Linked DNA regions of Homo sapiens: region 2 is linked to region 1. A link is an interaction called in ENCODE POLR2A ChIA-PET data of the cell type or tissue named here. Cell type or tissue: HepG2. All regions are shown on one strand. Each heading gives the region's core, and the rest is flanking DNA. Links, peaks and the distances in the headings are about the cores only. Region 1 overlaps SLX4IP (SLX4 interacting protein). Region 2 has its middle 36 kb from the start of JAG1.

Region 1 (16,012 bases), core at 4,733-9,732:
GAAATGTAAATAATAACCAAAGCTATTTAAACATTTGTAAAAAGAAAACACGTTTCCACAGTGCTTTATGAGAGATCTAGGGAAATCCACTTCTATTTGTAAAGGGCTGTGAATAGAAAAAATACAATGTCTAAACAGTAAAAATATTTAATAGAACAGCAGACAACTGAAAATGTGCTGTGCAGTTTGACTGTTGCTAAAACCACATGAGTGACTATTTCTTCCCCTCTTAGTCCTCCTCCATGTCTGCTGTGGAAGTCAGAGAACTACCTAGCTTGCTCTGTGACTGCGGTACAGTTCCATTCCTACTGTGCATGGGTGTGCACAATAGGAGCACATTCTAACTGCCCATTGTAATAACTGACTCACATAAAAAATGACTCTTAAAAATAGAATTACTTGTCAAGGGCCTATGTTTATTCAGGGATCACAGTGGTTGGATGTACAGTACTTGTTATTTTGTTGTTAATGTGTGAGAAAAACACTGACTGAAGGGAAGTCTATGGATGGTGTTTTAGAGCAAGTTTTCATTGTCCTCTGAAAATGCCTGAAGGTTTGTATGGAGGAAGGGCTGGGCTCTCAAAAGGGAAAAAGTATTTCACTTCTGAAATTTATTTTAAATAGGAAAAGGCCCTGTTTTCAAAGGGCTGGGAAAATAAATACAAAACAAAACACCACATACACAAATTTGCACTCGCGGGGATGCCGGGGAGAATGGCTCACAATGAGCCTGTGTCTGAAGAGCAAGGAGAAAGCTTTTTTTGGCAGGTATCATGCATCGGGTGTTGGGGAAAGTTGAGGAACATTTCTCAGACAGAGGAAAGAATAGGAAAAATTTGCTTGTTTTGGCAATTCTTGTCTTTTTCTTTTTCGCCTCTTGTCGTGTGAACACACACTGATTCCCCAACATGGTGGTAATGTGCCCCACCACAGAACGCTGCTTGGGAGGTGAGTGTTGACGAAGAGAGAGAACACCTTGGTAATTCGTCCTTGAATGTTCACCAAAGATACCTCGGATGCCACAGAAGGGTGAGCAGAGGGCTAGGTACTTTGGCTACAGATATAAGCTAAGATTTTAGAGAAGCATTCAGCTTAGAAGAAATGCCAAAAAGCAGGCCACTGCAGACAGAAACCACAGTACCCAGGAAAATTTAATTTATTTTATGGCATTTTCCAAAGGACTGGGTTTCTTAGATGTTAACTACAAGAAAAGGTTATACAGAATAGAATAATAGGCAGTAAAAAAAATTTACTGTTACTGTTCCACAAACAGAAAAATGTCCTGAACCCTATTTAGACAAAATGCATTGAGGCAAGTGCTTACAGCTGGAAGATGAGCTCTGTTTGGGGGTCTATTTCTCCCTTTCCATCTCATGATCAGAGAATAGAGAATATGAACTTTAAACCAAGATACCCACATGGTAATTCAAGCAGAATACTGCTCCTAGTTAATTTAAAGACAGATGTGTTTTTATGATTAGAGGAAAATTGTATTTAAAAAAACCACATAAACATACAATACTCTCCTTAATAGGGATACCAAAGCAATGAGGACAAACCCGGTGTCAGACAGTGGAGTTTTCATGTGGCCTCTGACACTTCCTAGCTAGTATCTGATCTTTGGGCAAGTTACTTGAACCACAAATCTGGCTCTCATCTGTAGAGAAAGGGTTCTAAAGCTTAGGAATGGTTAAAAGAAGGGCTAAGAAGCCTGGCTAGAAAGGACTGTCTCAGGGATCTGCCATGGGTAGGTGGAAGATCTAACCCAGAGCCAGCATCCGAGGGGTGGACGCTCGGTAAGGTACCTGGGCAGGATAGTAATACTAACAAAGACCTGGGGTGGGGTGGGGCTGAAGGGAAGGTATTTCCTGTCCCTGGAGTCAGAAGATGTTGCAGCCTAATCTTACACTGGGGTAAGTTGTGGTTTTGACTTTCTGAAAACCAGATGAGAAAAGCTATTCAATAATTTGTAATTCACAGGCCACTTTCATCTCTGTGTTTTGTGTAAGGGGCAAGAGATGTTGCAATGGAAACATGCTGTAAAGTCTCAGCAAAGAAAATGGGACCTGTGAGCCGTAACAATTCATTTATTTCTCCCAACACTTGTGCTCTGACAGGCTCTGCAGTGGGTGCTGAACAGGACAAGACTCCTGTCCTCAATGAAACTGAAGCCTATCTGTGAGGCAGGGAAGCAACTGGAACAATGAGTGCTGCTACACCAGAGGGTGAGCAGGGAGAGAGGAAGGGAAGTGCTCTTGAGAGAGAAGCTACACAGAATCAGATAAGGCTCCTTGGAGGAGGTGATACCTGAGCACAGGCTGGAGGATGAGGAGGGCACACACAGGGGAGCAGAAGCAGTGTGTGCAGAAGCCCAGGGTGAGACAGCAGCACACTCTGGGGATGGAGTTAGGGGAGAGTGACAAGCTGATCAATGACCATGGGCACTCTCTGGGTTTGCTGGCCAAGGCCATCTGGGAATAATGACTCCTAGTCCCTGGGGAGAGAGGATCCTCCTGAACTCAGCCGACTGCAGGTCTAGCTGGAAGACTGCAAAAGCCTCCAGGTCCTGGGCAACTGGCTTGTCCAGCATACTCCTAAGCAGCCAGACTGCTCGGTGCCCGAACCTGGGACTCAAATGTTTGCCACCCCCAACTCCACAAGGTCACTTTTATGCTGCCCAATAAAAAAGGGTGATGCAGGCCAGGCATGGAGGCTCACGTCTGTAATCCCAACACTTTCGGAGGCTGAGGCAGGAGGATCACTTAAGCCCAGGAGTTCTAGACCAGTCTGGCCAACATCGTGAGACTCCATCTCTGCAAAATTTTTTTAAAAAAATAGCCAGATATGGTGATACACACCTGTGGTCCCAGCTACTCGGGAGGCTGAGGTGGGAGAATCACTTGAACCCAGGTGGTTGAGGCTGCCATGAGCCACGACTGTTCCACTGCACTCTGGCCTGGGCAACAGAGCAAGACCCTGTCTCAAAAAACAAGTGTGCATGTGGCTGGGCGTGGTGGCTCACGCCTGTAATCCCAGCACTTTGGAAGGCCAAGGCGGGTGGGTCACTTGAGGTCAGGAGTTCCAGACCAGCCTGACCAACATGGCGAAAACCTGTCTCTACTAAAAATACAAAAATTAGCTCAGCGTGGTGGCAGGCGCCTGTAATCCCAGCTACTTAGGAGGCTGAGGCAGGAGAATCACTTGAACCTGGGAGGCGGAGGTTGCAATGAGCTGAGATCGTACCACTGCACTCCAGCCTGGGCAAAGAAGCAAGACTCCGCCTCAAAAAAAAGAAAAAAAAAAAAGAGTGTATGTGTGTGATACATAGGAGCACACCTTGGTACACGATGCCCAGAGTACATGATCTGTCTGCATGCCGATCTGTGTGACAATACCAGCCTGTGCCCGGTGATCCCCCTGCATTCCCCAGAACTATCTGCAAAATGGTATGTGGCTCAACATGAGAAAGACATGCTACCAAGGCCACTCCTGAGTGGATAGCCACCTTGTGGGTGAGGGATGTCCCCCAGGGAGTAAGAGTTAGCTGCTGAGAGAGTTAACAGCTGGAACAGATATGATGTCTGCACAGTACCAAAGCTCAAGAGTAAAGGTGGGGCAGTTGGTAACTGGGTGAGTAGAAATTTGTAGTCAATTTAAGCACATGGCTGGACAAGTCACTTGGTCTACTGGAGGGCCATGATCCAGTGGTGACCTTGGTCAGAACCCTTTCAGAGTGGTGCACCCCAGAGCTGTCTCTGGCTTACCAGTTAATTGATTATGTCCATACCTCCAAATAAGACGGAGAACATACTTAGACTCTACTTAAACTGTATGTTATGGGGTGAGCTGTGCACCTCTCCCTGCAAATTCATATGTTGAAGTCCTAACTCCCAGTACCTCAGGATGTGACTATATTTGGAGATTAGGTCTTTAAGGAGGTAATTAAATTAAAATGAGGTCATCAGGATGGGGCCTAATCCAATGTAACTGGCATCCTCATAAGAAGAGACAAAGACATTTATAGCGGAAAATTATGTGAAGACAAAGGGAGAGGACGGCCATCGACAAGCCAAGGAGAGAGGCCTCAGAAGAGACTAACTTGCCAATACTTTAATCTCAGACTTCTAGATAAGAGGAGACACAGGCATTTACAGAGGAAAACTCATGTGAAGACGAGGGAGGAGACAGCCATCAACAAGCAAAGGAGAGAGGCCTCAGAAGAAACTAACCTTGATCTTACACTTCTAGTCTTTAGACTTTGAGAACAAATAAATTTCTGTTAGTTAAGCCACTCGGCCTGTGGTATGTTATGGCAGCCCTAGCAAACCAATACACTGTATAACAGGAAAAAAAAAATCTAGATCTGGGTCGGGCACAGTGGCTCATGCCTGTAATCCCGGCACTTTGGGAGGCCGAAGGGGGTGGATCACCAGCCTGGCCAACATGGTGAAACCCCATCTCTACTAAAAATATAAAAATTAGCTGGGTGTGGTGGCACGCACCTGTAATCCCAGCTACTTGGGAGGCTGAGGCAGGAGAATCGCTTGAACCTGGGAGGCAGAGGTTGCAGTGAGCTGAGATCGTGCCATTGCACTCCAGCCTGGGCGACAAGAGTGAAACTCAGTCTCAAATTAAAAAAAAAAAAAAAAAAAAAATCTAGATCTGGTGCACAGGGACCTGACTTGCCACCTGGCCAGTCTCCAGATTTGGGTCAGTACACGGACTTATTTTCTCCTCGAAAGGAGAGCCAGGCAGTCCTCAAGTAAGGACCCTTCAATAACGTTACAAGTGCATCCTTTAAATCTTCCACGTGGGATCAACAGAGATTACTAAGGTATTTGCACAAGGGAAAAAGAGAAATATTCGAACTTTTGAGGAGGATTAGGCATTGGCTCTGAGATAATTCTTGGGTTCCTGATTATTGCTGTGATCCACCAGAGGGTGACATCTAGAAATGTGGCTTAAATTCATCTCACGAAGGGCACAGCATGACTGTAAAAATCTGCAGTTGTCTTCCCAGTTGCTGAGTGTATCCTTGGGATAGGTTTATTCTGCAACTGACAGAATCCACAGTTGGAATTCATGTTTCAGGGAGTGAGAACTATTACAGTAATTATGGGCTAGGTGAAAGTTTCTGGAACTTCTCCCATCCCACCAAAATTGTAAACTAAAATCAGTATTAATCCCTAGGAGATCAAAGAGATCTGCCGCCATGAGAAACCTGAAACATCCATGAGCATCTTTCATATGGTCTTATCTCACTTTCCTCTTTGGTAAAGCAGAACACAGATGAGTCTTACAGAATGATGGAAGGTTAATATAAGTTTAATTAGCCAGAGATTCTTCCAGAGGCGATCTCTCAGCTGGAGAACTACAGCACCTAGCATCAGTACTACAGAGGCAGCAAAATCTGTTTTTTTCTATCTCAGTGAACAGCGAACACAGAAGCAGGTTTCTATCTACTGGCAGAGAAAGTCACGCAGCTTCACTGTTTTGCCTCATTGCTCTGTTGACATTCTGCTTCAGTGACACTACTGAATCTACAGGGAACTTCATTATCTCACTATCTTGCAGGACATTGTTCTGGTCTACCACACCAAAGGCATTATGATAGGACTTACACAGCACAAGGTGGCGTGTATTCTAGCTGTCATGCTAAGACACAGGCATGTCAGATGGTGACAGATAAAGCCTTTCAAAATACAGTTTCTGAATGTACAATGGCCTGGTGCACAGGAAAAAGCTCATCTAAAAGGAAAGTCAAGTTTTTTACACCTTGTACCCCTTACTACTAAGAAATAGGCACAAACATCAATGAGTATGTCTGTGTGTTTCTCTGACCACTATGAGAGACCTGAAAAGGCAATAGCTTCACTCGCCAGTTATGAACAGATAAAAATTTGTGCCTAATCAGTGGCACTGCCCAATGGGATGGTACTAGCCAGAAGTGAATGAATGTGATGATATAACCTCACTCAGGGTGGAAAAGAAAAATCTGTCCAGTGAGCAGACTGTTGAGTGGTATATTTTGGGTCTATGTGGCCTATAAGGAGAGATGGCCTGAGAAACAAATATATACTGATTCACTGGCAGTGGTTAATAGTTTGAAGAGAGGGTCATCAAGAACTGGTGACATAAATATTTGGGGAAAAGTTATATAGAGTGTGAGAATATTTATACATTTTGTGAAAGTTCTCCAAAGAGCCCTGTCTTAGTCTATTGTGTTGCTAAAACAAAATACCACAAACTAGAATAAAGAATAGAAATTTACGTCCTCACAGTTGTGGAGGATGAGAAGTCCAAGATCAAGGCACCAGGCACCAGCAGGTCTGGCGAGAGTCTGATCTCTGTTTCCAAGATGGTGCCTTGAACACTGAGTCCTCCAGAGGGAAGGAATGCTGTATCCTCACACGGCAGAAGGAGGAAGGGCAAAAAGGCCTCCATCAAGCCCTTTTAAAACAACATTAAACTATTTATGAAGGCTCTGCCTTCATATGCAAATACTTTCCCCACCTTCTAACACTATTGCATTGGGGACCATTTCCAATGTGTGAATTTTGGGGGATACTTCACACCACAGCAAGCCCCATTCAGGAGAGGTTCTTATAATGAGTAAGACAAGGTGACATACCCCATGGATGCTGGCTGGCCTCTTTCCCTAGCTGCCAAAGTACCTGCTCAAAGGGCTCATAAGCAATGTGGCCATGGAGGCATGGATGAATGTTCTGCTAGGGCTCAACACAGACTTAACCTACCCAAGACTGAGCTCTGCCAAATGCCCAATTTGCCAGCAATAGCAATTAATCTGAGCCTTGCCACCAACTCTCATTTCATAGGGAGATAGGCCAGTGATGGTGGGTAGATGACATTTGACCTCTTTCATCACAGAGGAGCCAATGCCTTATCTTCACTAAAATGGAGCTTTCTTCTGGATTTGGATGTGCCCTGTATGTCTGCCATGTTTCTGCCAGCCACATCATCCACAGACTTCAGGAAGGCCTCACTTGCCATCACCACCACTGCGATTCTGACAAAGCAGCTCATTTTACAGGAAACAAAATAAGACAGTAGGCTTGTAAAATTCAATGGTCTTACAAACAATCAAGCACAGCTCAACTGCAGCTGGCCTTACTCAATGGTGGAAAGGTCTATTGAAAACTCAGTTGTGATGCAAATTATGAGGCAGGACCTTGTAGAACTGGAGTAAGGTCCTAAGGGATGCAATATAGGCTCCGACCAGCAGAACATGTGCTACCTTGGCCAGATACATGGTTCCTGGAACGAAGGACTGGAAAAGCGAGGTGACCACCTCAGCAAACGTTTACGTTCCATCCCCATGACTCTGCTTCCTTAGTACTCAAAGGATGATTATAACACAGATGATAACAATGAATCGGGCTGAAAGTTCAAAGTACCATGTGACTGTTTCAGGCTCTTTATGGCAATATACAAACAGGCCAAAGGGGAGTTGAAATGCTGGCTCATGATGAGATGAATGGAGGGAGAGAGGTATATAGACAAAAAAAAAAAAAAAAAAAAAAAAAAAATGTAATCAGTTCTACCTGGTGAAACATACCCAGTGCTAAAAGTTAACTAAAACAATGGCAATCTCATCAAGGCAGGACCACTGGCAGCTCAAATCCTGGGGGAATGAAGGTAAAGAATGCTAATCAGATGAGTTACAGGCGAAGAACACAGGGAATACAAAATAAATAGAGGAGGGAAGATACAAACATCAACTACTTATTTCACAGTTACAGAAATTAGAATGGTAGCATCTACCTACCTCACTGTCCTTTGCTGCATCATGTATTTATTTATACATCAGTTACTTTTTTGGCTGTTTCCCTACTATTTTATTTAAGGTTTGTTGGCAGTAGTTCACTTCATTATTTAGTTGAAAAGTTAACAAATATGGGCTGGGAATGAACTAGAAGGGGAGTAAACATCACTTAGAAGTCCTGGACTTGGAGCTGGGACTTGAGACTCTGGGTCATCTCTTTTGAAGGATATGTGGTGAGCACATTTCCTTTGTAGTTGGGAAAGTCAGGCTGTTAGGCAATAGCTTGTTGTTACTGATTAGAAGCTCATGGAAGAAGGAAGCCAAGAGGAAAGTTATTAGTGGATATTTGTAACTTGTGTCCACCCACTCAAAATTGTTGACCATCATCCTATGTTTTGATGACTTTCCACATTTTATAAGTGTCACTTTCCCAAGGTAAAAGCCAAACATTTTGCCTCCCCTGACTCACTTGTAACTAGGAGACAACCATGAAATCTAGTTTTGCCTTGTGGTGGACTCAAAAGGGAAAAAACAGCACAAGGCTGTGGCCACAGGCCGGGCAGTCAGTCTCTGCAGGGTGGGGCAGAGGATGAGGCTCGGCAAAGCTTCTGATACGTGGTCCTAAGCATCACAGGGAGCATGTCTCAAAGCTGTCCCCGACTCATGGCTGAGGCTGTTTTGCGTAGCTTCACAACAGGGCTCTCCAGCACTCCCCGAGATCCTATGAGCTATCTAATATCTTTAATCAACTTCTTCTCTGCTTAAGAGCCAGACCCACTCTGGCTAGTCTCAAGCAGAGAAAAAGTGAAATAAAGAATGTCAGGCAACTAAGGTTCCTGACCACAGAGGGTTTCAAGCTGGGAGCTATCACATTTTTGCCTTCAAAAGGCCACTCTGGCAGCAGAGGTGTGGATGAATTAAGAGGAAAATCACAGGCTGTGGCATTAATTTAAGAGCTGATCAAGACGGGCCTCGACCAAGGGAGTGACAAAAGGAAAAAAAAAATTAGGAGGGAAAAGGCAAAAACCACAAACCTAAACTATAAATATGCAGTTCTGTCAGTAAACACATAAAAACACACAGATAAATAAAAATCAAAAAGCACAATATCTCCTTTTTTGATTTTTGGACTGTCAGTCTGGCAAAAATTAAAAACACTGGTAATACCCAATATTGGCAAGGTTAAGAGGAAAAAACATTAGTGAGGCAGAATTGATGGGAATTGACAGTCAAGTCTTTAAAAAGCCTTATACCATTAATTTTTACTGATACTGAAATAAATTTTCAGTAACTCTTAAAAACAATGAGGCTATTGGCAATGTCTGTACTATGCTGTTCTTTGACCAAGTTTGTGAGTAATTTTCATACTCCTTTATATCATATAATTGGAAAAACAGCCTCCAAGTCATTTATGCAAATTGTTTATAAAGAAATCTCAAAGCATAAAAAATATTAATATTATTATAGCAATGAGCAAAGTCACCAGCCTAGAGACTTCAGCTTATCCAGGGTTGTATATTAAGTATATATACCCAAGTTGAGGCATATTCCAATATATGGATCTGGAAATGTAACAAAAGGTAAGGAACTCATGCAAATGAGAGAAGATATCCAATTTACACAAAAGCATAAACAATCCACATTCATCCAAACTACCTACACAGAAACAACAACTCTATTTTCAGGGAACATGAGACATAGAACTGAAGACTGAGGAGGAAATAGGCATGGCTTTTTGGTTAGTGGTTTTGAACTTGGTTTTGAAACAGGCTTAAAAGACTATAGGATCAGCTGAAAACAGGCAGTTAGATAAATGTATAGAGAGATGTTTTTGGCACTGATGACAAAGTAAAAGCATGAATCAATTTCTGTTTTTAGTGATGCTGTTAATAAACAATATAAGACGGTGGTATACCATGGCGTGTCCCTCTTGTCCCTGCAGGTGTCTAGATCTACACAGCCTAGAACAAAATGAACCTCTGTCATCAGTGAAAATCAATCCTGTGGTCGAGCTGGGTCCACAATGCTCATACCTTTTAGAAATTGACAGTTTAGCAAGAGTCTAAGCATTTATTAACCAATCCCTACCAAAATACCAATGACATTCTTCACAGAAATAGAAGAAAGTAACACTATAATTTGTATGGAACCACAAAAGACCCAAATAGCCAAAGCAACTGTGAGCAAAAGAACAAAGCTGGAAACATCATACTACCTGATTTCAAAATATACTACAAAGCTATAGTAACCACAACAGCATGGTATGGTTATAAAAACAGACACATAGAGCAATGGAACAGAATAGAGAACCCAGAAATAAGTTCACTTATTTAGAGCCAACTGATTTTTAACAAAGGTGCCAAGAACCATATTAGGGGAAAGGACACTTTCTTTAATAAATGCTGCTGGGAAAACCGGATATCCATATGCAGAAGAATGAAACTGGGCCCCTATCTCTCACTGGATACAAAAATCAACTCAAAATGAATTAAAGACTTGAATTTAAGACCCAAAAACTAAAAAACTACTAGAAGAAAACCCAGAGGAAACTCTTCAAGACATTGGTCTAGGCAAGGATTTTATGAATCAGACTTCAAAAGCACAAGCAATAAAAACAAAAATAGAAAAATGGGACTATATCAAACTAAAAATCTTCTATACAGCAAAGGAAACAATCAACAGCATGAAGAGACAACCTGTAGAATGGAAGACAGTATTTGCAAACTATTAATCTGACAAGGGACTAATGTCCATAATATACAAAGAACTCAAATAACTCAATAGCAAATAAGCGAATCTGATTTTAAAATGTGCAAAGGATTTGAATATTTCTCAAAGGAAGACATACCCATGGCCAACAAGTATATGAAACATTGCTTAACGTTATTAATCATCAGGGAAATGCAAATCAAAACCACAATTAGATATCTCACCGCAGTTAGGATGGCTATTATCAAAAAGACAAAAACTAACAAGTGCTGGCAAGGATGTGAAGAAAAAGGAACTCATATACATGATTCACGGGAATTTAAATTAGTACAACCATTATGGAGAACAATTTGGAGGTTCCTCAAAAATCTACAAATAGAATTACCATATGACCCACCAATCTCCCTACTAGGTATTTTAACAAAAGAAGAAAATCAGTATATTGAAGAGATCTGTACCCCCTTGCTTACTGCAGTGCTACTCACAATAGCTAAGATAACGGAATCAATCTAAATGTTCATCACCAGATGAATGGATAAAGAAAACGTGCTGTATGTATACACAATGGAATACTATTCAGCAATATATACAAAAAAATAAATAAATAAAATAAAATCTGTCATTCATGGTGATATGGGAGAGGGGCAAGGAAGTGCTGGGTAGAGAAGGGCAGGGTCCCTGGTGAGGGCTCCACCCTTGGGCCTGTGCCCACAGACCTAGGTGAGGACAGGCACTCCTGTTTTCACGCCCAAATGTTGTATTTTCCAAGAACACCATGGCCTACCACGCCCCCCATCTTGTGCCTATAAAACCCCCCGAGACCCTAGCGGGCACACACACAGGCGGCTGGACAACAAGAGGAGCAGAGGAACGGAAGAAGTTGTTCTGACAGGCACCAGCAGATTCCGGCAGGCCATGGACAGCGGGATAACGTGAAATTCTGCCAGGGGCAGTCGGAGAGTCCGGCAGCTGGGCGGCCCAACTCCAGGGGAAGACCACCTTCCCACTAGATCCCCCTTCTGGCCTCTCCATTCACCTCGCGGAGAGCCACCTCCACTCAGTAAAACCTTGCACCCATTCTCCAAGCCCACGTGTGATCCAGTATTTCCGGTACACCAAGGCAAGAACCCGGGATACAGAAAGCCCTCTGTCCTTGAGATAAGGCAGAGGGCCTAATCGAGTAGATTAACGCAACCCGCCTGCAGACGGCTAAACTGAAAAAGCACATTGTAACACACGCCCACTGGGGCTTGAGGATCTGTAAACACTCAACCCTAGACGCTGCTGCAGGATTGGAGCCCATGCTTCCTATGAACTGCCCGTCTGTATGTTCCCCTAAGGGTTGAGCCGCAGGGCACCGATGACACATCCCCATCCCACGCCCTGTTTCAGGGATAAGGTATCTTTTCCTGTTTCAATAGCAACACGGATGAGCCCAAAGGAAATTAAGTGAAGTAAGTCCGGCACACATACACGATGGAATACTACTCAGCCATAAAAAGGAATGAATTAATGGCATTCTCAGCAACCTGGATGGGACTTGAGACTATTATTCTAAGTGAAGTAACTCAGGAATGGAAAGCCAAACTTGTAAGTGGGAGCTAAACTATGACGATGCAAAGGCATTAAGAATGGCACAATAGACTTTGGGGACTCAGAGAGAAAGGTGGGGAAGGGAGTGAGGGATAAAAGACTACAAATCAGGTTTAGTGTATACTGCTTGGGTGATGGGTGCACCAAAATCTCACAAATCACCACTTAAGAACTTACTACTATAACCAAAAAAAAAAAAAGAAAAAAGAAAAATAGATATATAGACATATTAAAATTTGATGATGTAATCAGAAAATAAGAAAATAAAATATCACATGTTCTCACTCATATGTAGAAGCTATTTATTAAAAAAATTGAGCTCATACAATCAGAGTTGTGAGTATTAGAAGACTAGGAAGGATGGGGAAGGGAAGGATAGGAAGAGGTTAGCTAATGGATATAAGACTACCACTAGAGTAAGTTCTAGTGTTCTATAGCACTATAGGGTAAATATGGTTAACATTAATTTATTGTATATTTTTTAAAAAAACATAAGTGAGGATTTTAAATGCTCACAACACAAAGAAATGATAAATGCTCAGGTGATAGATATGCTAATTACTCTAATTTGAAAATTACACATTGTATACACGTATCAAAATATCACTCTGTATCCTATGAATGTGTACAATTATTAAGTCTACTAAAAATAAAAAAACCTTAAAAATAAAAAACAATCCTTTAAACAATTTACAGTTTCCTTAGGAATGTTTTATTTGCTATTTTTATACATTTTGCCTACCATTAAAAGTCCTGAGGGCTCTTCAGTTAATTTTCTTTACCCAAACAAAGTATCTTCATTAGGACATATTTTTAAAATGTATCACTATACTAACATGACAGTCAGAGTCAAACATAATTGCCATCTCTACGGAGCAGAAATTCTATTTATTTTTTGTCCAAAATCAAAGTGCTCTGTGCCTACCTTTTAAGGACAAGGGATTGGATCTTGTGAATTCTGCATTTGATGGCCTGTGCTGTTTGCGAACTTCCAAGTACTCCTGAACTCTTGAATCAATGGTTTCTTTTAACAGTAAACAGACTTCCTAAAGCAAATAAAAAATTAGATATAACCTTCAAATTTAATGCAAAAAAATTAACATATATATTAAAAAGTTAACAATGAACATTTCATTTCATTTTGCTTTTTAATTTAGCTGTGAATGTTGAAAGGAATGTCATATGTGCTCATGAATAACACCGCAAATTTAAATTTGCTACTGAAGTTTGCTCGAAACCATGATGTTGGCTCACTGTGTGATCTGGGAAAGTCATTTCATTTCTTTCTGCCTCAGTTTCATATTTCTAAAAGAAAGATAAAAATATTTCAGTGTAAACATCAGGGCAAGGAGGTAATAAGTATGGTAAAGAATGCTTTCATATAAGTATCAATCAGTTGTACTGTGACAAATAGAAGAAATAAGTCAAGAAGAGCCAACACTGGCTGGCATCAAGGGCCCCAGGGAAACACCCAGTGTGGCCAGGGGACTGTAGACAGGGATGGGGCCAGGAGTAAGGGCATATTCATCCACTGCTGGTGCAACGGCATGGGGAACCCACACCACAGCCCAGTCAACAGCAAGCAGCCCCCCATGGTTTTAGGGGACTGTTTCATGTTTATAGGCACAGTGTTGCTAGATCTTTGTTCAAAAGGAGTCAGAAACAGTAATTTTTATATAAACTATCCCATTTTTCAAACTTGGTCTAAAAATTTTTAAAAATCTAAACACCATCATTCATTAGTTTCTGGTCTTGGGTTTACAAATCTACTCAAGAAGGAAACTGTTGAGCAGTGAGTTAAGCAGAGAACTGGAAATCACTAATCCTATTTTCTTCTACGCTCTTGTTGATGATACTGTATATGCCTTTGTTTTTGTAAAAACGTACTACACTCATGTACTAACAGTGAAAATAATATAATTTCTCTAAAGTAGATTAACATTTATTAGGCGACAGAAACACATGGTTTTAATTCAATTTCAGTATTCCTTATCACTAGTAAGTTTCAGGATAGGTCAATTGTTTTATTGTTTTGGTGTTATTTATAATAAAGGTAAACAAAAATTTAAGCCCAACACAATGGGAAGATACTCTTTGCAGTTGTTTCCTGCACTAACAGGAAATTGTGACCTAATGTAGAAAAAGAGAGTAAAATCATACACAAATCTAAATTTCTTAATTTAGATTAAGAACTGATGTATAAGAACTGATGATTCCTGTTTAATTCCCAAAGACTGCAGAAAACTCAGAGTTGCCCAGGTCACCTCAAACCTGTTTTGCTGGTTTCTTGCAATGTCATCTCAGGTTGATCTCTTAGAATCTTCACAAATTAAAACAACAAAATTTTTAGCTGTTCTAAAGAGCAATGATAGCAAAACTTTTCCTTTATTAAAAACACTTGTACTCCTCAAACAATATAGAAAACCCTTGATTTAACTCATGAGTGTGAGTTTCTAGATAAAGTACAAACACTGGTTTCCTCTCTCCTGCTTTTCATGTTGCAGCCTAAAGATGCAGTGCCTCATGGAATACAGAGATATCCCTTTACAGTTGAGTGTTTCGGCATTGTTCACACAACAAAAAGGCAGCCTTGCCGCCTCATAGGTTTTTTTTTTTTTAAAAAACAATTAAAGAATTTTGCTTCACATGCAGAGTTCAACTATGACTGGGCTAGAAAATATGTGAAAGACATACATGGAAACAAGGATTGCTAAAATTTGGCTATAAATGCCCTATAAGGCTAAAACTAAAAATAGCATGACAAAAATAAAGCAAAGGCTCATACACACAAACTTTCTCCCTCTAGCTGTGGGGCTTTCCTTCTGTGAGTCAGTTTGACGAATGCAAGGTAGACCAAGTGCAGTGTGATAGACACCAGTAACCGACCACACCACACGTCATGAAGCTTTCTCTTCAGAACCACAACAATGCAAGAAAAGAAAACTTCTCAGCTACCTTTGAGGGGCAGATAAGAAGAACAAGTTAAAATCAGTGCTCAAGACAGAGATGCAGAGGGCATCTCTAGGCTAACGGGCTGTGCTCGCTTCCTCGAGTTGACACATGGAACAGTTTGACTTCAACTGTTTGGGTACAAAGACTACTCGTGCTGCACTCAAAATAAACATATGTTAATACATGTAATTAGTTCTTTTTTCTAAAAAGGAACTGGATATTCTTAGGCTTTCACTGTATAAAATGACTGTTAAAATGGAATCAAATTGGTTGCTCATAAAATCCCAATCATGAGAGGATCTAAGGATAAAGAAGATGAAAGCCTGGGGACACTGAACCTAAGCTAAAGTCATAGCCTTTCTTCAACTAGCTTTTCTCCTTTCTTACGCACACACAAATGATCCCAGAGGAATTTTAACATCAGCGAATTGTTTTTTTTTTTTTTTTTTTTTGAGACAGGGTCTCACTCTGCCACCCATGGTGGAGTTCAGTGGCATGATCACAACTCTCACTGCAGCCTTAACCTCCTGGGCTCAAGTGATCCCCCCACCTCAGCCTCCAGAGTAGCTGGGATTCCAGACACAAGCCACCACATCTGGCTAATTTTTATACTTTTTATAGAGATGGGGGTTCACCATGTTGCCCAGGCTGGTCTTGAACTCCTAGACTCAGGCAATCCGCCTGCCTTGGGCTCCCAAAGTGCTGGGATTACAGGTGTGTGTCACTGCACCTGGCCAATATACATTTTAAAAGGGCAAATTAAAGAAGCAGCAGCAAACCGACCATTTGGTTTTGAGAGGCAAGCTCAGCCTGCTACAGCGACCTGCCCCTTGCAGCTGCCAGTGCAGCACTGCTCTGCAGGTCCTGTCATGCACTGCACAGCTTTGCTAAGTCATGCCCTGCTGCCCTCAAGTAGGTACTATGAGCATCCACGCAGCTGCATGTGGCTCCTAAAAAAACAAAAACCTAGCCTCA
Region 2 (16,012 bases), core at 7,218-12,217, 140 kb before region 1:
ATCCAGGCATACACTCAGTCGCAGACAGTTGTTTCTGGACCATGTGACTCTAGGACACATGTAACGTGTCCTTGTTCTGAAATACCTCCATGTGTATATCATAGGAATAAGGATAGCCTCTTACATATCACAGTACTGTTACCAAATTCACGAAATTTAACATCGATGTAATATTTTCTTCCTACAGACCATATACAAATTTCATCATGTGTCCCCAAGAACTCCCTTTATAACAATTATTTCTCTGAAAGGATTCAGTTCATAATCACATATTTTATTCAGTTATCAGCTCTGTAGTCTCCTTTAACCTGGGAGCAATTCCTCAGCTTTTCAGTTATTTTATAGAATGTTTCTCAACTTGGATTTCTCTAACATTTCCTTATGATTAGGTTCATATATCAAATTTGGGCCTGGAATACTACATAATGATGTGTTCTTCCTGAAGTCTCATCTCAGGATTCTGATACCCAATTTGCCCGTTTTTGTGATGTTAGTTTCTATGATTTGATGAAGATCTTGCCCCACTTCTTCATTGCATAGAGACCTGTTTTCCTTCTTTACCTTTAGATACCTTGAAATTATGTAAGTAATCTGCATTTTTTTTTTTTTTTTTTTTGAGATTGAGTCTTACTCTGCCTCCCAGGCTGGAGTGCAGTGGCACAATCTTGGCTCACTGCAACCTCAGCCTTCCAGATTCAAGTGAGTCTCCTGCCTCAGCATCCCGAGTAGCTGGAATTACACTTGCCTGTTGCCACACCCAGGTAATTTTTGTATTTTTAGTAGAGACAGGGTTTCACCCTGTTGGCCAGGCTGGTCTCAAACTCATGACCTCAGGTGATCCACCCGCCTTGGCCTCTGAAAGTGCTGGGATTACAGGCGTTAGTCACCGCATCTGGCCTAAGTATTCTGCTCTTTATTTAATCTGTACCTCTAGATTTAGCATCCAATGATGAATCTTGCCTAAATCAATTTTCACTCCGACGTTCTCGTATTCTCTAAGTTACATTGCAGAAACTTAATTCACTGACACCACTCCAGGGCAGAAGAAAACTAGATTGCTTTAGCAGTCATGAGGCGTTTTCACAGGGTGACCATCTCATACGCCGGGAAAAAGGGGAAAATGCCTATGCTACAAATGGGCCAGCTTTGTCACAACAGGCTTTCCTTTTATCCCAGTTTCTTCAAAAGAGTCCTGTCTCCAGAGGTGCAATTCCAAATCAGAAGTCACCACACCATCTTCCACTCCTGTGATTCAGTATCAAGCATTTTTCATTATGCTCACATACAGCCTTTAGTCCAGGGCACTTCCTCCCTTTTGTTTAAATTGCTTGTAGAGTAAACATCTCAAAAGTTAGGATGGCAGCCAAAAGAAGATAATCTCTCAGGGGAAAAGATTGGAATCCTCACAATTTCCATCACCAAGAAGCAAAGGAAAATGACAAGTTGCTATTCATTTCCAAAGAAATTGTACTCTACAGTGAAGTTTCCCACCTTTAATTTCATGAAATGAAAGTCTTTCAAAATGTTACATTTTATAAATGGCAAAAAAAAACCTGCATCGCAACATTTCCTATGGAAACAAACACTTTTGCATATATTATATAGATAATTTACACACAAACACTTTTCCTTATAAGAGGAGCTGCAGGCATCTCAGAAACCTGATAGGTTAATTATCAAGAGAATACTCTTCTGCTTCACATGAAATGAAACAAAGTGAAACCTACTGGTTAGGGGAATCTATCACTTATGCCCTCTGGGGTTTATCATGTTCGCTAAAAATAAACACACTTCTTTGAGGACAGATGGAAAATGTGAGGTGACAATTCATTCTCCAGGAGAGCTCGTTACTTCCCAAGAGGCAAATTCTCACTTCAAGGTGTGGAATCCCCACCTGCATTAAAAAACCTCTGCAATCTATAGGCAAGCATGCCTACTGCAGTGAGGATTATTCTAATAAAACTGGAGTTTGATTGAAAACAAAAATAAAAACAAAGTGATAAGGTCCAACATATAGTTGCTGATATGGCCAGTCTTGCTTCCCTTATCACTAATCAGAATCTGGCAGCATGAGTTAGATTTTGTCATCTAAGAAAGATTTGCTTCTCTTTCTTATATTGGCATGTATTGTGTAAAGAGACTATAGCAAAATCCCAGCAGCCCAGCCAAGTAAAAAAGACTACACATGTTCAAATAGAGTGAAAGAATACTGCATCCTGTTGTATGGTATCCTGTCATGTCAGATTTTATTGTATTTCAGAGCTGGAAGCAACTTAAATATCATTTTATAGCCTCCTCATTTAATAGGCAATGCAAACAATGGCACAGCTTGGATACATATTCATTTAATAACTATTTAAATTTATTTAAATAAGTATTTGTTCACAGAATATTTACCAAGCCCCTACTTTGTGCCAGGCACTGGGCCAGGCCCTAAATATATGATGGGAAATAAAGTAGAAATAATAGTAGATGATCCTTACGCTCACAGATATTGCAACCTACTTGTGGAATTTATTGATAATAACATCATAGTTCATTAAAAGCTTTCATATAGATCACTAGTGTTCAGTAGAAACGTATTATGAGTCACTTATGTAATTTTTATATTTCTAGTCCTGTCTCCAGAGGTGAGAGTCCAAATCAATTGGCTACATTTTTTAAAATGTAAAAAGAAATAGGTGAAATTAATTTAATAATATACTTAATTTAATGCAATGTATTTAAAATAATCAATATAAAAAGTTATATAGTCAACACAAAAAGTTATTGATATGTTTTACATTCTTTTTTATATTAAATCTTCAAAATCCAGTGTGTATTTTACATTTACAGACATCTCAATTCAGATGGTAAATTTTCACCAGAAGTATTTGATCTATATTTAGATTAAAATTTACAGTTTAAAAAGAAGATTGGCAAATTCAAGTTGTATCAGGCATTCTTAAAAGTTTTCAAAGACCTGAATCAAGCAGGTCTTAAATTTAAGTTAATCAAAATTAAACACAATTAAATAATACAGTTCCTCAGTCACACTAGACCCATGCCAAGTTCTCAGTAGTCCCATATGGCCAGTGGCTGCAGTATTGGTGCTGTAGCTCTAAACGGCATCCTTTTATTTTTCTAAGAAATACATGAACAAAGCAGGGCAGGCATTACTGCCCACATTGTATACATGAAAAACAAACAAGCCTCGGAGACAGATAAAATGAGTCATCTGAGGCTGTACACTACTGCAGTGAGTGGTGGAATCAGAATTCAGTCCCAAGACTCCCAAAGCCTAATGATATTTCTCCTCCACCTCTCTGTATTAAAAATGAGAGTAAAGAGTCCTGTTCTGTTCACAGCACTATGTTAGGTTGTACAGAATCACAAATGCCAGATTAATAAATCTGGACTTGAGCCAGCCCACAGGTAACACACAAGTAGCCTAAGAGCTGAATTTAGCCACAAATGTGTTCCATTGAGCAGGTCTTGTTTTTCTTTTGCAAATCTAAACTTAACTGCTTCTCAATAGGACATGCATTTTTTAGTTTACCAGAAACCTCACCACCCCCTATTAATCATAACCATTCAGTTTCACTCACTTACTCTTCTTTCCCTAGCCCCTGATGCTTTTGAATTTGCAAACCCAGTGAGGCAACAAGCATCATTAACAGTTTTCAAGCAAGGAATGAGAGTCACCCAATACTGCTTTCAAAAGACTAATCTGGTCCTCTGTGCAGGCTCAGTTGGTATCAGTAAAGACTAGAATCTAAGAAACTAGTTTAGTACTAGCCTGTTTAAAACCTCATTTGCCCCTTTCAGATTTTTCTTCTAGCTCTCATTAAAATATTTTTTGACCCCAAAAGAATCTTCCAGAATATCTAAAGTTTTTAGTGACTCAAAAGAAGCTTTTAATGAAAAGATAGAGCTACACACACACACACATAGAGCTGGTCCCTACCTGCAGGGCATCTGGATGACTCCTATGGAAGGCTTTTGAGTTCAAGATTAAGATAAGGATTTTAAAGATGTAAAGACATCTTTTTTCCTCCCCTGCTTCCTTGCTAGGATGCACTGGACAAAACTTATATCTTCTATATATCTGTGTTCTTTTCTAGTCAAGTGAAAATTTATTAAAGCAAAAGCAATCAATCAAACTTGTTTTTCCAATATGAGTTTATCAGTTAATCTGGTGCCACTATGACATAACATATTCATCATAACTTGGGAGAAGGTAAGAATTTGTTTAAGTCAATTCACTGAAATAGTCCAACTACATTTTTTGTAATTCATTTCAGAGTTAGTTTTCCAGATACGAAAAATATGTTCTATTACTTGAATCTACATGTTTTGATGATTGCGTTGAGTAGGTGAGTCTAATACAAAAATTCTCAAACCTGAATATTAGAGTTATGGGGTGGGAGTTGGGGAAGAAGTTTAATTAACAAGCAGATTTCTGAGACCCAGAATTAGATTCTATAATAATTCAGTAGGTCTAGGGCATCTCAAATCCCATAGGCGAATCTGATGCAGAAGATACCTGTATACCACATTTTGAGAAATATGGTATGAGCAATTGGCCATGGATCACAGCTCTTTCACCTGGATCAGAGATCCCTAGATTTATTGAAGATTACTTACCAACTAAGATGAAGTATATTGATTGCATTCATAGTGCGAAGTAATGGTTGCTTTGTGTGCACACTTTCTGCAATGTGATTCTGTGGATCCTCCCGTCAAGAGGAAGATTCTACTTCCCTCCCTTTCGAGTCTGGGCTGGTCTTGTGATTTGCTTATAACTTTGCAGTGAAAGTATCAGCACATCAGCTCCAAGTATGGGCCTTGAGAAGTCTTGCATGCTTCTGTCTCTCAGATCCTTGTCACCACCATGGGAACAAGCCCAGAAGAGCCTGCCAGAGGATGAGACTGCATGGAAGAGATTCCAATTGTCCCATTCAAAGTGACCTTAAATCAGCCTACAGTCAGCCAGCCATTGAACGTGTGAAAGAGCCCAGCCTAGAAAAACAGAGCTCCCTATCTGTCCCACAGTTGGCTAGAGACTCACAGTGAGCTGGCCAGTGTCAGAAGTATCCAGCCAAACCAAGGGCAATAAATCTTACTGTTTTAGGCCACAGAGTTTGGGGTAGCTTGTTATGTAACAGTGCTAACCGACACATAAGGCAGAGTACCTACCATCTGTCCTCTCTTCAGGCAAGTTTGAATGAGAAAACAATTCCTTCATAGGAAGAAAATACATCTGTTATTGTGGCAGATAAACCCATGGGCAGACTCTTACCATTTGATTTCACTGGGTTTTATCATGGCCCTATAGTTCTCCCAGCACTGGTGGACCAAGGTGATGGCCAAGGAGAAGTGATATCCAGGCCCCAAATAAAGTAATAGTTAATAACAAAAAGCAATGTTATTTAAAAGCATTGCAAGATTAAAGACCCAAGCCAAAACTTAATGAAGAATTTTTTGTGTGTGTTCCATCAAGGTCTTGCTGTCCATTCACCATAAAAGAACATAGTGAAACTCTGTCTCTACTAAAAATACAAAATAATTAGCTGGGAGTGGTGGGTGTCTGTAATCCCAGCTACTTGGGAAGCTGAGGCAGAAGAATCGCTTGAACCTGGGAGGCGGAGGTTGCATTGAGCCAAGATAGTGCCATTGCACTCCAGCCTGGGTGACAGAGGGAAACACTGTCTCAAAAAATAAAAAAAAATTTAAAAAAAGCAAAAGGAACACAACAGATACAGACTTTATTCTTTTGAATGATAAAGGAGACATGTAATCTGGCATTTTTTTTCATGTTTCCTGTAAAATCCTTCTAGTCCACGTGAATTCTTCAAAAGCATTTACAAATCAGATCTTTTAAGGCTCCCTAAATGCAAAACCAAAATTCAGACTTTTCCAATAATTCAAATATGGCTCTGCTGAATCTCACTGCTGCTAAATTATTGCAAGCTGTTTCATGTGTCTAGAATCCAAATGTTAGAAAGATCAGGTCTCATAAAAGAAATGCATCTTTGGGGTCTTAGAATATTCATCGTTTTGGCACCAGTTGCATTACTCTCTTCTTGTAAAGAAATGTCCATGGCACAGGGAACTCTTGGAGCAGTGGGTCGCAGAATAGCAAGCATGCCATATGCTCAGCAGTTCACAAGCACAATGGCCTTATGTCAAGGGTGACATTTTGACTAAGAATCTCTTTACAAACTCGACTTTACATGAATGTAATGGGTATGTCACATTCAAAGGCAAAAAGAGTTACTTCTTTTGTTTGACAGATAATTATTTCACCCGTACAGAAGAATGAACAAAGCCTGTCAAAATCATAGCCTGTCCTCATCGCTGGCCATCTACAAACACACAAAAAATGGAAATGAGACTAACAAAGTCTATTTGCCCATTAGAGCAAATATTGACCCCACTGGCCCCATATGCTTTCCATACCTTTCTTAAAGATTGCTCCTTATAACAAAATGACCAAAAAAGCCAACAAAAGAGCCACAAAGCTACTAAGTCACATTCTGTAGCATTTTATAAAGTTACATATGCCAGAAAAGAAAACAGGGAGAGAAAGCTATATCACAGACTCCAAGACGATTTCCCACACCTTTCAACAAATTTCCTACCAGGTATGAGTCCCAGGTTTTTATAATCCTAAAGCAAGGAAAGTCCTATGGTTTCATAATCCTCATACTTGGAAGCAAAAGTCTAGAAGTCAAAATATTTCTAGATCATATTTTCAGAAGAAGGTTTTCTCGCCATTTTAGGTTAAACCTACAGAGCCTCAGGCTTTCTGATTATACGGATCCTGACGTCTGGCTGTTTTACTAGTAGCTTAGTGACTTCCAGTTCACGTTTGCCAACACTCTAGGAGTGCCCTCTTAGTGTGAGCGGTCAGAGATGATTAACTGAAAAATATTTCCAAGTTAAACATTGATTTGCCTCTGCCTCCATTTATTCCTATCTTGGATGACCTTTCTAACTCTTTTTTTTAAACAAAGAAAGCAGGCACCAGTGGCTTTGCGTTTCTCAGTGAAAAGCAGAATTCTGCATTTGTTAGTTTTTGTGGTTTTATCTTATAAAGAAATGAGTAGGGTATTGGGGCAATCCAAGGGAGACTATTTGCTTTTCTTTGAACACACTCACACACACACACACCTACACACATAGATGCACACTAACTCACACACACAGGCACACAATACATATAGACTCATACATACATACACACATTCATGCACACATATACACACAGGTGCACACACATACACACAAGTGGCCACACACACCTATACACACAGATGACTCACATACACACAGACACACACACACAGACTTACACATACATACACACAGATACATACAGAAATACATACACACCCCCCACCCCATACTCATGACTTGAATGAGGTCATTCTGTTATGTTTCATTTCAGTTACCATTTTACTTCAGTATTTGATCTACACCAATTCAGAAGGTATGAAACTAGCTTAGCTTATGAGGGAGCTGAACGCTCTCCTCACAGTTTTCTTCCTACACTTTAGGAAAATGGCCTTATATATTTAAAATAGCTATCTCTAGGTCTCAAGCCCCTATTTTTGAATCCATGACCAAATCCTGCTGCATTTGAATCTCAGACTATTTCCAAAGCCCATAAAATTTTATATTTTGATAGACTTCATTATATTGAAAGAGAGAGAGTGAACATCAAGGGTAAAGGAGAAAGAATACTATGCTGAGGTCAAACGAATGAAGCACAGGTATCTGTTATGTTATTTCTTTATTTCCAACATATCCAGCTGTCTCACAGAGGCTAACATAAAAACCAAAACATCTGTGCACATGAAAGATTTTTCTTTTTACTAAAGATATATTGTTTAATTTTTTATATATTTTTTTCATACAAATATAATGTACCCTTATTCTAATTTTTGATGTCCTTATAGAATCTGGAATAAGTTTGTATAGCAAAGATAAGAAACAACTTCCTGGGAAAAGGGCATTTATGATCTAAAATTATCTAAAATATCGCATACCAAAAAATAGGCCAAATGTGTTTACATCTTTTTCTTTATCTTTTTTTTTTTTTTTTTTGAGATGGAGTCTCACTCTGTTTTCCAGGCTAAAGAGCAGGGGCACAATCTCGGCTCACTGCAACCTCTGTCTCCCAGGTTCAAGTGATCCTCCCACTTCAGCCTCCCAAGTAGCTGGGAGTACAGGCATGCACCACCACACCCAGCTAATCTTTATATTTTTAGTAGAAAAGGGGTTTTACCTTGTTGGGTAGGCTGGTCTCAAATGCCTGACCTCAAGTGATCTGCTGACCTCAGCCTCCCAAAAGTGCTGGGATTACCAGTGTGAGCCACCAAGCCCAGCCTCTACATCTTCTTCTGATGAGAAATTTCGCACGTGAATATTGGTGGATGTTAGGAAATTATTGTTAATATTTTTAAGGTATGATAATTTTGTTGCAGTTTATGCTTTTTTAAAGTATTATCATTTTTTAGAAGGTAATAGCAATCGATAAAATATATGAAGTCAGAGATTTGTTTAGGAAGGTTAGGGAGTTTTGCTGCAAGATTAACTATAATTAATTATTGAATCTGGTAAAGGGTACTTTAGTGTCTGTTTAAAAGTTTCTATAAGACAATATTTTATGGAAAAAAATATTTTTCTATTGGCTTACAATCTTCCAAGTATGAGTAGATATCCTTCCTTTAAAATAGAACCTCTTTGGGCTAGGCACAGTGGCTCACACCTGTAATTCCCACACTTTAGGAGGCCAAGCAGGGAAGATGGCTTGAGCCCTGGAGTATGAGACCAGCCTGGACAACACGGTAAAACCCTGTCTCTACAAAAAACACAAAAAAGTTAGCTGGGCATGGTGGCATGCACCTATAGTCCCAGCTGCCCGGAAGGCTGAGGTGGGAGGATCACTTGAGCCTGGGAAGTCGAGGCTGCAGTGTACCATGATCATGCCACTGCACTCCAGTCTGGGTCACGGAACAAGACCTTATCTCAAAAAATATATAAATAAAAATAAAATGAAATAAACCCTCTTTGCATCTGACATTTCAGAAACATTTCCAGAGCAATAAGCATAACACATAGAAGGTGAATAGTGTTTCTTTGAACATTAAAACCAATTACCACCTTTTCTTGATAGTCAGAGCAAGGGTGTTCTAAGTTCTTTGACTTAACTGCACTCAGATTTTAACTTTAGGTTTCAACTGCTACACATTAACCACTGCAATTTCACTCCACCCTTGCTATCTTTTCTTAGTAATCATCCATTCACCCTTGTCTGAGCCACTCTCTCATAATGCTTTTCTGGGTAGCAAAGTATGGAGCAAGGCTTATGTTGATTTTATGCAGCCCACATTCCTGGAATGTTAGTACTAAGTACAGAATTTGACCTGTAACACAGTGAAGAAAGAGTTCAAATGCAAACTCCAAAGATATCCATCCCACAGAATAAATGCCAATAAGCAATTTCCTTTTCCCAGCCTACCAGAGATTTTCATCAGATAGCCCATAACAGACAGAACCCATGCCAATATTTTATAACCCATAAAATTTCTTCAAGCAATCGTACAGATTTCCAGCCATCCTTTGATCAGTCTTTGTAACAATGACTCTGGGCCCTCGCCTAAAAATGATTCCTAGATCTCGATATATATACAAGGGAAAAGATCTGGCCTTCAGAAAGCCTCTCATTAAAGCGCTAATCTGTTCCACCACATTCTTCCAAGACACAGCGACCAGCATTCTAGCCAGCCTCAATGGCCAGCCCTAATAAGACTGATAGAAACAGCTTAAGTAATTGGATTGGTATATGGGATTGAATGTCTGACAACAAAAGATAGCCATCTCTATTCGACCACCAAATCTTTGTTCCAGCAATGAATTCATTTAGCAATGTGCTTAGAGGCTCCTGAGCCTGGGCAGAAATAACAGACTGGGGACACAAAAGCTAGGCCAGCTGATGAGCCCAGAGACAGAGGCTGCGCAGTTCCAAAAAGTTAATTACAGTGGACAAAGGCAGCAGACGATGACTTGTTGAATCATTACTATAATCACATTACTGCACTGCTCTGAAGTTCCCAGCCAAGGTGGCATTGCTGCTTCTCATTCTGCCCATGTACTTCATACTCATTTGCCACCTGCAATTTACTGTGTGTGACTTCTCAGTTGACATGCTTTTAACAGCTCAGCTTGTTTGTGTATGCTAGACATTCTTAAATTTTTCATATTTTTCTATCAAAAGAGCCTGATAGGAGAAAAGTGTTAAAGTAGCTGGTACAGAAAAAGTTGGTGTTAAAATTATCTATTTGTCTCAAAATTTGTGATTCAGGAAAGCACTATCATGCATTAGTGCAACTATTGCAACATAATTGCAATATCAAAATCATATATTTATGTATATAACTTTAGAAAGGTCTAAGTAGGGTTAATATAATATAAAACAAAACATCGATTTACAGCTTTAGGTAGGTCTAAAGAAGGTGAATATAAATCAGAATATTGACATCTAAAGCCCATGCTAGGGTGAAAAGTATCAAGGAGTGCCCATACTCAGTGATTCTGAAGCAACATTATTAGTTAATAGTTTCCTAGAAGTTTTGACATGGTTATTTCTTGACCACTGGGTATTCAGTTTCCTCAGCAGTGTGACATAAATTATTTTCACTTTTAACTTCTCTGGGACTGTTTTGGTCTGTCTGGAAAACATACCAGTCAGCGAGTGAGAAGAGCATCTCATTTTATAATAAACAGAGATGGTGGTACAATAATCACAGCTAAAACGGTAATAACACAGCAGCAATAATAATAGTAGAAGTGGTATTATTAATTAATAATTATTTTAGATAGCCAACTTAGAGTGGATTCTAAATATTTCTAAAGGAAGGTCTGATTTAGCCATACAACATTCTGTAAGAGGACTCAGGCATCATTCTACATTAAAATGGAAAGAAATAGCAAAGCCAGGGTGCCTTTGCTTTCTCAAACAGTGGCACCAAAGAAGCCCAAATACAAATGTCTTGACATCTAGTCCAACACTCCATGTCTTTAAAAAGCATCTTTCCGCCAAGATTCCTTGCCCAACTTGGCAAAGATATAGAACCAGCTTCATAGTCCAAATTGTGACTTTGGATTGCAACTGAAAATACACAATCATATTTTGTCCAAAGTTGGCATGTTTTTCCGTTCCCAACTTATCATCCTGCCAAATGGAGAACGTAGTCGCAAATGCTTGGAACTATAACCATAAAAAAAGGTTGGAATATTTCTAATCAGGGATGAACATATTTTTTTATTTTAACATAAATCATGAAGAGAACCTTAGAAGGATTTTTGCTCAGACCTTCTTGGCAGAGATTTCTGGGGGCTTTGCTGATGTTTTTGAGGAGAAATGTTCAGAGGAAAGGACACTGGTACGTTTCCAAGCCAAGCGGTCACTCCTTTGCTGGGAGCAGGTGATTCCCGCATCCACACAGCCTCCAGAACACACCACGTCTGTGACCATCACATTCCACAAAACTGACGTTACCTTGATAAAAACAGGTCCCCAATTCAACAAAACATCCCAAACACCTGCCTAAATGCCTTTGTCTCTTTTTTGTTTTCTAAAAGGGACTGAAGTTGCAATCGATCTGTACGTCTGGCAATCAACTGCAGGATATTTGCCGTATCCCTACACACAATCCCTACACACACGCGGAGCTTAAGTGGATCCTGCGCTCTACAGAAAGCTCCTCCACAGTGCGGTCCGTCGGGGCCTCCGAATCCCCCTCCAGGCCTCAGGCTCCTTCCGTTCCCACCATCCTTTCCTCATTCCACATGCCCTTCCTGTACTGGATACAGCTTTTCTTTTCCTAGGACTACGTATTTCTTCCATCCTCCCCAGGATCATAAAGCCCTCAAGGGTAGGGATGGTGAGGTTTATGATCTTCCCATTCCTCACAGTGCCTAGCACAGAGTGGCATCCCATCAGTGTGTCACGGACCCATTAGGATGGACTGAGAACATGAGACAGACAGAATCTGTTGTACTTAGGTACAACGTGAATAGGCATTGATGACTTGCCTTCGAGGTCAACGTCAGTTTACCAAGAAAATAATAGGCTTTCAGTTCCAGTGTTTGCAGTCTTTCTAAATCATCCAAGGTGTGACTGGAACATGACCACAGCTTTGTATAAACCCCAAACCTGACAGCCACTCACAGTGTTACAGGAAATGTGTGTCCACACATAGACATACAAAGCCTCTGTCTTGGAGCGGTAAACACCCGCGGCGTCTGTGACTAACGGTGAAATCACTTCTGTGCCGAGCCGACGCCCTGGCTCCTCTCGCAGTGCCACTGGGACAATACAGGTAGGCATGACATGGCTGAGCACAGGTGGACGGATGTCCCGTGGCCTCAGTCATTTCACATGTCACTCTTTTCTTACCTATCATTCTCAGCCTCACCCCCTGCCCCTGCTTGGCCACGGAAGGCTGCTGCTTTTTGAAGGTATTCTGGAAAATCTCTGATCAAAGGGTCTTTCCCAGCTTCTTTGTAGCTCCTAGTTGGTGCTGGAATGAAGTCCTACCAAGAGCCAGGCTGATTTCTGCCCCTTACTCTTCTGCCTGGAGCATTCCCAGGCCTGTTTTTCATTATCAAATTATCTGTCCTTCCCATTGAGCACATGGTCCAACATAGACACAGTAAGTTGGCAGCCTAAAACACACAGGCCACACTGGGCCTGCAAGGGGATTTTGATTCTTCTTGACACTATTCGTTTGTTTCATAAATTCATCACCAATGTTTTTAAGTCAAGAAATTTTCTATGTCAGTTCAGATGTCTAACCTCTTTTTAAAAATTGGAAGGTTTGGCCACCTCTGGTTGGCATTTCTACCTGGCACCAATCAACTGAAGCTGAGAAATGGCTGTCTTTTTAGCTGGGGAAGCAGCACTCCACTTCTCCACTGTTCCCATCCATCCCCACTGTCCCCATCCATCCCCACTGTCACACACTTGACCATCCCATGAGCTCACATATGTACCTTGCATGGCAGAGACGGGAGAGCAGTTCACAAAACATGGTTTCTCTTTCTGAACACACAAGACTATATATCCTTATTTGTACACCCATGGTTATAGAAGCATTATTCACAATAGCTAAAATGTGGAAAAAACCCAAGTGTTCACTGATGGATAAATGAATAAGCAAAAACGTGGTATAGACACACAACACAGTATTATTCAGCCTTTAAAAGGCAGGAAATTCTGAAACATGCTACTACCGGGAAGAAGCTTGAGGACGTTATGCTAAGGGAAATAAGCCAGTCACTAAAAGATGAACACTGCATGATTCCACTTACAGGAGATACTTAGAGTAGTCAAAATCATACAAGATAAAAAGAGTTCTGGAGATGGACGGTGGTAACAGATGCACAACATTATAAATGTGTTTAACACCATTGAACTATATTCTTTAAAATGGTTAAAATGGTAAATTTTTTGTTTTGCATATTTTATCGCATTTGATTTTTTTTTTAAGATTATAGTCATATGACTGAGCTCTGGCCAGAAGAATGTGTATAGCAGTGACATGTGCCAGTTTATGGTGAATGCCATAAAATTTCTCACATGTGATTTTCCATGTTCTTTTCCTCTCCATTTGATGCAGTCAAACCACATGTTGAATATGGCAGAACCATCATATGGAAAGATCCCAGGTTGGAAGATCCACTTGCTGACTAGAACAACTTTAGATAAGTAAGAAATGAAAATACTTCTATTATGTTTCAGCCATTATGCATTTTGGGTTTGCTATAGCAACTAGCAGAACTTTAATGCACCTACCTTTGAGCATCTGAGTCTGGGACCTGATTTAATACCTATAGGCCCATCGTTCTCATCTTACATTGAACTACCCATGACTAATCCCTCTGAAAGGCACCATTTCTTGTAGAAATCAACCCACTATGAACTTCAAGAGATGGTCTTCCTCCCTGGACCTCTCTAGTGAGTGGCTTTGTCCAACATTAATTTGTATAACTGTGATTGTGTCTGAAGTTGCCTGACTCTTAACTTAAATCTTTACTTTCTACTCTAGAAAGTTCTGGCTCTGGTCTTCATGAACTTCTTAGAAAAGTAATGGATGTTTATAAACAATAGAATCATGGCGTATTATTCTGTTCTCACATTGCTATAAAAAATACCTGAGTCTGGGTAATTTATAAGAAAAGAGGTTTAATTGGCTCATGGTTCTGGAGGCTGTACAGGAAGCATGATGTTGGCATCTGCTCAGCTTCTGGGGAGGCCTCAGGAAACTTACAATCATGGCAGAGGGCGAAGGGGAAGCAGGCACATCACATGGCCCGAGAAGAAGCAAGAAAGAAAGAGGGGGTGAGACGGGCAGATCACTTGAGGTCAGGAGTTCGAGACCAGCCTGGCCAACATGGTGAAACCCAATCGCTACTAAAAATAAAAAAAATTAGCCAGGCGTGGTGGTGCATGCCTATAATCCCAGCTACTTGGGAGGCTGAGGCAGGAGAATTGCTTGAATCCAGGAGACAGAGGTTGCAGTGAGCCGAGATCATACCGCTGCACTCCAGCCTGGGTAACAGAGTGAGACTCCAACAAAAGAAAGAGAGAAAGAGAGAAAGAAAAGAAAGAAGGAAAGAAAGAGAGAAAGAGAGAGAAAGAGAGAGAGAAAGAGAGAGAGAGAGAAAGAAAGAAAGAAAGAAAGAAAGAAAGAAAGAAAGAAAGAAAGAAAGAGAAAGAAGGAAGGAAGGAAAGAAAGAAAGAAAGAAAGAAGGAAAGAAAGAAAGAAAGAGAGAAAGAAGGAAGGAAGGAAAGAGAAAGAAGGAAGGAAAGAAAGAAAGAAAGAAAGAAAGAAAGAAAGAAAGAAAGAAAGAAAGAAAGAAAGAAAGGGAGAGGGGGAGGTGCCACACACTTTCAAATGACCAGATCTTGGGAGAACTCTCTTACTACCACAAGGACAGTACCAAGGGGGATGGTGCCAAACATTCATGAGAAATCCACCCCAATGATCTAATCACCTCCCACCAAAACCCACCTCCAACCTTGGGGATTACAATTCAACATGAGATTTGGCAGGGACACAAATCCAAACCACTAGAGTAGTCTGGTCCTTTTTCCTAGATTCCCCAGCCAGAAGACTGTAGAAAGAGAATCAAACTCTCCTGGTGTACTTTCGAATGCAGTGCACTTGACAGCACCATCCTTCATCTCTTATTGCAACTGACACTATTATTTAGCCTTGACCTCACCTCCACAGTCTCTAGCAATTTATGGAACACCTATCACACACAAGTACTACATCAAGTATTTTATGTAACTTTTTAAAGTTTATTTTATAATAAATATACAAGATTGTACTATTATCTCCACTTTTAAGATATAAAAATTGAGACAAAAAGAGTTGAAATTCCTCAAGGCCACACAACTGGAAAATGAAAGGTAGGCTATAACTCAAACACCTATGCTTTCCAAAACCATGTTATATTTCCCATGACAAGCTTATCTTTTTCCCTAGAGGAAAGCACTTTTGTGTCAGTTAGCTGTTTCTAGGAAACAAATCACCCTAAAACATGGTGGCTTAAAACAACCACATGTTTAGCCCATGACACTGTGGGGTGGCAATTTGGTCTGGGCTCAGTTGGGCAGTTCTGCTGGTCTTGGCTGGGCTCACTCATACATATGAGGTTAGCTGGTGGATAGACAAGCTAGATGGCCTCACTATCTTATCTGGGGCCTTAGCCAGGAAAGCCAAAATGACTGACAAGGCAGGGCCTCTTTTCATATGGTCTCTCATCCTCCAACAGGCTAGCCAAGGCTTGTTCCCACAGTGGCGGCTGCAGAGTTCCCAAGAGCCTAAGAGCATCAAGAAAGGCAAGTAACCAAAACCAAGCGATTTTCAGTTCACCGCCTATGTCACATTTGCTACTTTTCCATGGGCCAAAGCAATTCACATGACTAACTCCAGTTGCAAATATCAGGAAA

The links. ChIA-PET counts read pairs that join two places held together with the same protein. Peaks named below come from ENCODE experiments on the same cell type or tissue, not always from the same donor. Only the 100,000 strongest peaks of a DNase experiment are listed, where the experiment ranks them.
Region 2: POLR2A ChIA-PET joins it to region 1 with 12 read pairs; 3 of 35 experiments call an interaction of 5 or more read pairs at or near these places.

Annotation. Positions count from the first base shown.
Region 1 is chr20:10,557,819-10,573,830 of GRCh38, reverse strand. It overlaps SLX4IP (SLX4 interacting protein), which reads right to left. Exons shown (of 8, transcript NM_001009608.3): 4 at 13,011-13,131. Among named protein-coding and RNA genes, the nearest start is that of MIR6870, 84 kb to the left of the region's middle. RefSeq lists an enhancer at 14,709-15,088. In HepG2, for the core only: no CTCF peak of the experiment used is centred there; DNase peaks (open chromatin) are centred at 5,580, 7,390 and 8,020.
Region 2 is chr20:10,702,366-10,718,377 of GRCh38, reverse strand. No RefSeq gene overlaps it. Among named protein-coding and RNA genes, the nearest start is that of JAG1, 36 kb to the right of the region's middle. RefSeq lists an enhancer at 11,708-12,907. In HepG2, for the core only: no CTCF peak of the experiment used is centred there; DNase peaks (open chromatin) are centred at 9,357, 9,846 and 12,197; H3K4me3 peaks cover 90 bases.